Linked DNA regions of Homo sapiens: region 2 is linked to region 1. The links are chromatin loops, found by intact Hi-C in ENCODE. Cell type or tissue: left lung. All regions are shown on one strand. Each heading gives the region's core, and the rest is flanking DNA. Links, peaks and the distances in the headings are about the cores only. Region 1 holds the start of LOC105373030 (a long non-coding RNA gene). Region 2 overlaps DMC1 (DNA meiotic recombinase 1).

Region 1 (2,910 bases), core at 292-2,791:
AACATAACCCCGTCTCTACTAAAAATACAAAAAATTATCCAGGCATGGTGGTGCACACCTGTAATCCCAACTACTCGGGAGGCTGAGGCAGGAGAATCTATTTTTTTTTTTTTTTTTTTTTTGAGATGGTGTTTCACTCTTGTTGCCCAGGCTGGAGTACAATGGCATGATCTCGGCTCACTTCAACCTCTGCCCCCCCGGGTTCAAGCGATTCTCCTGCCTCAGCCTCCCAAGTAGCTGGGATTACAGGCATGTGCCACCATGCCTGGCTAATTTTGTATTTTTAGTAGAGACAGGGTTTCTCCATGTTGGTCAGGCTGGTCTCGAACTCCCAACCTCAGGTGATCTGCCCACCTTGGCCTCCCAAAGTGCTGGGATTACAGGTGTGAGCCACCACGCCTGGCCAGGAGAATCTCTTGAACCCAGAAGGCAGAGGTTGTGGTGAGCCGAGATTGCGCCATTGCACTCCAGCCTGGGCAACACAGCGAGACTCCATCTCAAAAAAAAAAAAAAAAAAATTGAAAAGATGTAGAATCCATCAATACCCAGAAAAGTCAATACCTGGAAAAAACTGCAATGAGAAAAGCTAGACGCAGGAAGCAGTCATCTGATCGCAGCCATGGGCTCTAACAAAGACAGGGGTGAACGCAATGAGGTGAAATAGCTGAGTCGGATGCCTCCTAAGTTCTTTTCTATTCTTCTGTGAGCTATTTGAGTTCATAAGGAAGATAAATCTTCCAGAAGCTGGTGGGAAGGAAGCCATGGTGAATCTACAAGGATTAGGCCTGAACCGTGGAATTCCAGGCAGGCAGGCAGGTGTGGCCAGATGAGGGCGGGGTTTTTTGCTCCCATTAGATCCGCCCTCTTCCCCCCTCCCTGTCTTCCTCCCTTTCTTCCTCTTCCTCCTTCCTTGTCTTCCTCCCTTTCTTCCTCTTCCTCCCTCCCTGTCTTCCTCCTTTTCTTCCACATGCATGATACCCTCTTCATTCTCTCCATCCTGCCCACCACTCCTGCTCCCCAAGAGGCTGTGACCGAAGTGGGGAAGAGAGGGCAGGGCAGGGCAGAGGGGGTCTCCTTACCCTGGCTCTGCAGGGAAGCTGGTGTGGCATGAGGAGGGCTTGGCAGCACTTTAAGGCCCCTTCAGCCTGCCCGTTGGCACAATTCCAAGCTCCGTGACATCTAAGGTTCTTACACCCCCAGACGCAGCAACTCCCCCCACCCCGCTCCGTCAGCGCCGCAGGAGCCGGAGTGGAGTGAGGGATCAGAGGAGCGGCACGAGGAGGGAGGCAGGTGGGAGGGCTGTGAAAGGGGAACAGGTGGGAGAGGGAAGGTGAGTCAGCCCCGAGCAGAGCTGAGCCAGCAGGAGTTTGCAGCGCAGCCAGGCCTGGGAGCCTCCCTGCAGCTGCGGGCTCTCGGCACCGCGTGGCCCCCTCCCCCAGTGCCCACACTGGCACTGCCCTTTGGCACTCCAGAAGTCCTGGCTTTGGGCTTTCACTTGCCTCTTCTGTGTGACCCTGCCACAGGTCACCTTGCATGTGACCAGAGAGACCAGGCCTCTCCCAAAAGAGCAACTACCACAAGCATATGAGCAAGCTGCAAGCTGGTGAAGGGCCTGGGGGGACCTTGGAACGCCCCATGTTGCTCTGGATGGTGGATGATGGGCCCTCTTGGGGGTAACCCCACATGTACCCCTTCCCCACCCTGCATCCGGGCCTCTCGCACATCTTAGAGGAGGGTAGACATCCCCTAAGACGTGCTCTAGGTGGAGGCTTCTGAGTCTGGGAGCACCTGAGCCTGAATCCTCTTCAGTTACTGCTCGTAGCCCAGGAAGCCGTGGCATCCTGGGGATGTGGTGGGAGGAGTGGGGAGACCTGGCGAGACCCACCCAGGGCCTGCAGGGCTGGATAGAGGGACATCTCTCATGAGCCTCCAGGGTCAGGATTGAGACCCTGGGGTACTCACCTGACAGAAGGGGACCAGGGGTCCTTCCAGAATGTGGGCAGATGCGCCACTGAATTTCCTTCTTGCTGAGCGGCCCCCACAGGCTCTTCGGTGGGGGTGGGGGCCAAAGGCCACAGGTGCACTCTGGGAAATCTGGGAGGGCACAGAGGAGGAAAGGAAGCAGCCCCTCCCCCTCATTGAGCCCCCACCTGGGAGAGGATGGAGTGAAGGAGAAGCAGGCTCCCGGGCCTCTGACTGTCCTCACTTTGTTTCCAGCCAGCCCCCTGGTTCTCTGGGCCTCTATTTATTTCCTCATCAGTAAAAGGAGGCCATAATCCTTGTCCTGGCTTCCTCTTGGAGTTTCGTAAGAGTTCAATGAACCCAAGGACGTGAAAGGTGTTATGCAAATGAGAGACATTATGAGTTATCTATTGGGAGGCTTGGATCCTGAGCTTGGCTCTGTCTCCAGGAAAGAGGCCTCAAGTTTCCTTCTGCAGCAGCGCAGCATACGGGGTGCACAGTGATCCACCCAAACGGCAGCTATGCTGCCGGGGCTGGTGAGACGTGGTCATTCACAAGGCAGCTCGCTGTGCTGCACAGCAGGTAAGCTTGCCTGCTGGTTCCCTGTTTCTAGAGGCAGCTGGCACCTTTGTGTGGAAGATCCCTGGGACCCAGAAGGGTGCCTTCTGCTTCCTTTCAGCCTGGGGCACACAGTCAGCCTGTAGAGTAGAAGTCGGGTGGGAGGAACCCTCAAACTCCAAGGCTCTGGGATAGATGACCAACTATGGCCACAGCTCCCTCCTGCTCGGCATGTCCTTGGCAATGTGACTTTGCCTCTTTCCCAAAAGGTGGAAACTAATTTCCCACCCTTTGAATCTGGGCTGGCCTCGTGACCTGGACTCTGGCCGATAGACTGCAGTGGAAATGATGTTATCCAAGTTCAAGGGGCTAGGCCTCCGGAGACCTTGC
Region 2 (2,910 bases), core at 267-2,766, 130 kb after region 1:
ATGCCATCTCTACTAAAAAATAAAAAATTAGCTGGGTGTGGTGGCGTGCACCTATAGTCCCAGCTACTTGGGAGGCTGAGGCAGAATTGCTTGAACCTGGGAGGCAGAAGTTGCAGTGAGCCAAGATCAGGCCACTGCACTCCAGCCTGGGCAACAGAGCGAGACTCCATCTCCAAAAAAAAAAAAAAAAAAAAAAAAAATCAGCCAGGCGTGGTGGCAGTTGCCTGTAATCCCAGCTACACAGGAAGCTGAGGCAGAATTGCTTGAACCTAGGAGGCAGAGGTTGCAGTGAGCCGAGATGGCACCACTGCACTGCAGCCTGGGAGACAGAGCAAGACTCCATCTCTAAATAAATAAATAAATAAATGAAAATAAAATAAAGACCCCACCACAGGAAAGAAAGCCTGGGGTTCCCCTACTGAACTGAGGTCCTTAAAGGGGAGCTGAAGTAGTCTTAAACTGGTGCCATCCCCTAGCTACCAGCAAAAGCAAATTCGTTCTGGAGGAAAACTTTCCTACCTACCAATCCAGGTCCATTGAACTTTCATAGATTAAAATCAAACAATAAGCTCAGAAACACCAATAAATACAGAAGAAGGTAAGCCACTAAGACTGAGTCAACAGAAATAATGAAAACCAGATTTAGTGCCCAAGTCAACAGAAAAAAAAAAAAAAAAAACAGATTTAGTTCTCCAAGGACAGCAAATACTGGAATTCCCAGATGTGATACACAGTGTAGCTATGCATGAATTGCTTTTTAAAAATAGAGGATAGGACGGGTGCAGTGGCTCATGCCTGTAATCCCAATACTTTGGGAGGTCAAAGTGGGAGGATTGCTTGAGTCCAGGAGTTCGAGACCATCTTGGGCAACATAGCGAGACCCTTTATCTATTATTTAAAAAAAAAAATAGAGGATATAATCAGGGAAGAGGGAATCTAGTCTCTATGTTCATGGAACATTAATTGCCTAGAAATAAAATCAGCCTCATTATTCAATTACCTTTTGAACAAATAAGTGAAAAAAAATCTATTATCAGCTGGGCGCAGTGGCTCACGCCTGTAATCCCAGCACTTTGGAAGGCCGAGGTCAGGAGATCAAGACCATCCTGGCTAACATGGTGAAACCCCGTCTCCACTAAAAATACAAAAAAATTAGCTGGGAGTGGTGGCAGGCGCCTGTAGTCCCAGCTACTCGGGAGGCTGAGGCAGGAGAATGGCGTGAACCCGGGAGGCAGAGCTTGCAGGAAGCCGAGATTGCGCCACTGCACTCCAGCCTGGACCTGGGTGACACAGCGAGACTCCGTCTCAAAAAAAAAAAAAAAAATCTATTATCTTCTATAGGAATCACAAATAAAAGATGAAAAGTGTTGATAAGACCCATCTGTTAATGTTCATATATATTTTCGTTGCAGTACAGAATGATCTCATGTTATGATAATTGAGATTTTGTAAGTTCCAAAATACTTACAATTTATTATTGGTTGTTTATTTAATTATATGTGTATGTATACACATAGATGTGTATGTGTGTGTGTATAATATTTCATTTAACAAAATATTAAGGTTCTACCTACCTCCAAAAGCTTCTGTAATTGCCATACTTTCAATTCCACCTCCTAGTAACTTACTGGAAATAGAAAGAAAGCATTAGTAACAGGAATAGAAATAGAAATATTAAGAGAGGAGAAAGTATTCATATCATTAGTATCCTTCCTATCTATGTATCTATCTATCTATTCTATCATCTACCTATCTATCTACAGAACATGAACAGCAATTCTTGGCTGAACAAATAGCATGCCACTTGCTAGATCACAGGTTCTATTGTGTATGGGCAAGTGGATCAGCAAAACAAATGATAAGCCCTATCGTTCTTACTTCAATAGTAAATGGAACCTGGGAATACTGCATGCTGTAGGCTTAAAAAATAATAATAATAAATTATTTTAAGAAAAAACTTAAAAAAATAGTAAATGGGTTAGCAAGGCCTTATGTCTTACTAGTCTTTAGAATTGAATTGGAGTTACAGATCGTCTTAATTATTATTATTATTATTTTTTTTTTTTCGAGATGGAGTCTTGCTCTGTCGCCCAGGCTGGAATGCAGTGGCGTGATCTTGGCTCACTGCAGCCTCCGCCTACCAGGTTCAAGAGATTCTCCTGCCTCAGCCTCACGAGTAGCTGGGATTACAGGTGCCTGCCACCACGCCAGGCTAATTTTTGTATTTTTAGTAGAAATGGGGTTTCACCATATTGGCCAGGTTGGTCTCGAACTCCTGACCTCAGGTGATCCGCCTGCCTTGGCTTCCCAAAGTGCTGGGATTACAGGCATAAGCCACCATGCCCAGCCCATCTTAGTTATTAATTGGGTATTTAATATTGTGCTGGAACTATGTTTCTATAGTCAATTGAATTTTCAATGTTTTTTCTTTTTCTTTTTTGAGACAGAATCTTGTTCTGTCACCTGACACAGGGCTAATTTTTTATTTTTTGTATGGCTGGGGTCTTGCTATGTTGCCCAGGCTGGTCTCAAACTCCTGAGGCTCAAGAGATCTGCCCACCTTGGCCTTCCAAAGTGCTGGGATTATAGACATGAGCCATCATGCCCGGCTTCAGTTTTTAATATACTGAAAAACATATGAAAAACAGGTATTAGGAAAATCCAGTGATTGTCATTATGGTCAGGTTATCTCACATAAACCAAATATTATGGAGGACATGTCAGAATAGTAAATGTCAAAGATGTTGTAGGTAATGCTAGCAGTTAGAAGAGTAACTGTCAGATTCTGACAGCATACATTTAATTGGTAGCCCAATGTTGTAGTGCATTTAAAGCTCTGAATAAGAAAAGGCCTAAATTTAAGTCATGATCTCATTCATTCATTAAATGCAACACATATTAATTGTGTTA

What was found. Peaks named below come from ENCODE experiments on the same cell type or tissue, not always from the same donor. Only the 100,000 strongest peaks of a DNase experiment are listed, where the experiment ranks them.
Region 2: it touches region 1 in a loop (4-fold over the local background); 3 of 110 quality-filtered maps call a loop at or near these places.

What each region holds. Positions count from the first base shown.
Region 1 is chr22:38,421,880-38,424,789 of GRCh38, forward strand. LOC105373030 (a long non-coding RNA gene) reads right to left here and starts at 2,339. Exons shown (of 5, transcript XR_938254.4): 1 at 1,963-2,339; 2 at 1,080-1,299. LOC101927183 (a long non-coding RNA gene) reads left to right here and starts at 2,399. Exons shown (of 3, transcript XR_938252.3): 1 at 2,399-2,544. In left lung, for the core only: no CTCF peak of the experiment used is centred there; a DNase peak (open chromatin) is centred at 1,312.
Region 2 is chr22:38,553,783-38,556,692 of GRCh38, forward strand. It overlaps DMC1 (DNA meiotic recombinase 1), which reads right to left. Exons shown (of 14, transcript NM_007068.4): 6 at 1,575-1,627. Among named protein-coding and RNA genes, the nearest start is that of DMC1, 15 kb to the right of the region's middle. In left lung, for the core only: no CTCF peak of the experiment used is centred there; no DNase peak of the experiment used is centred there; H3K27me3 peaks cover 1,143 bases.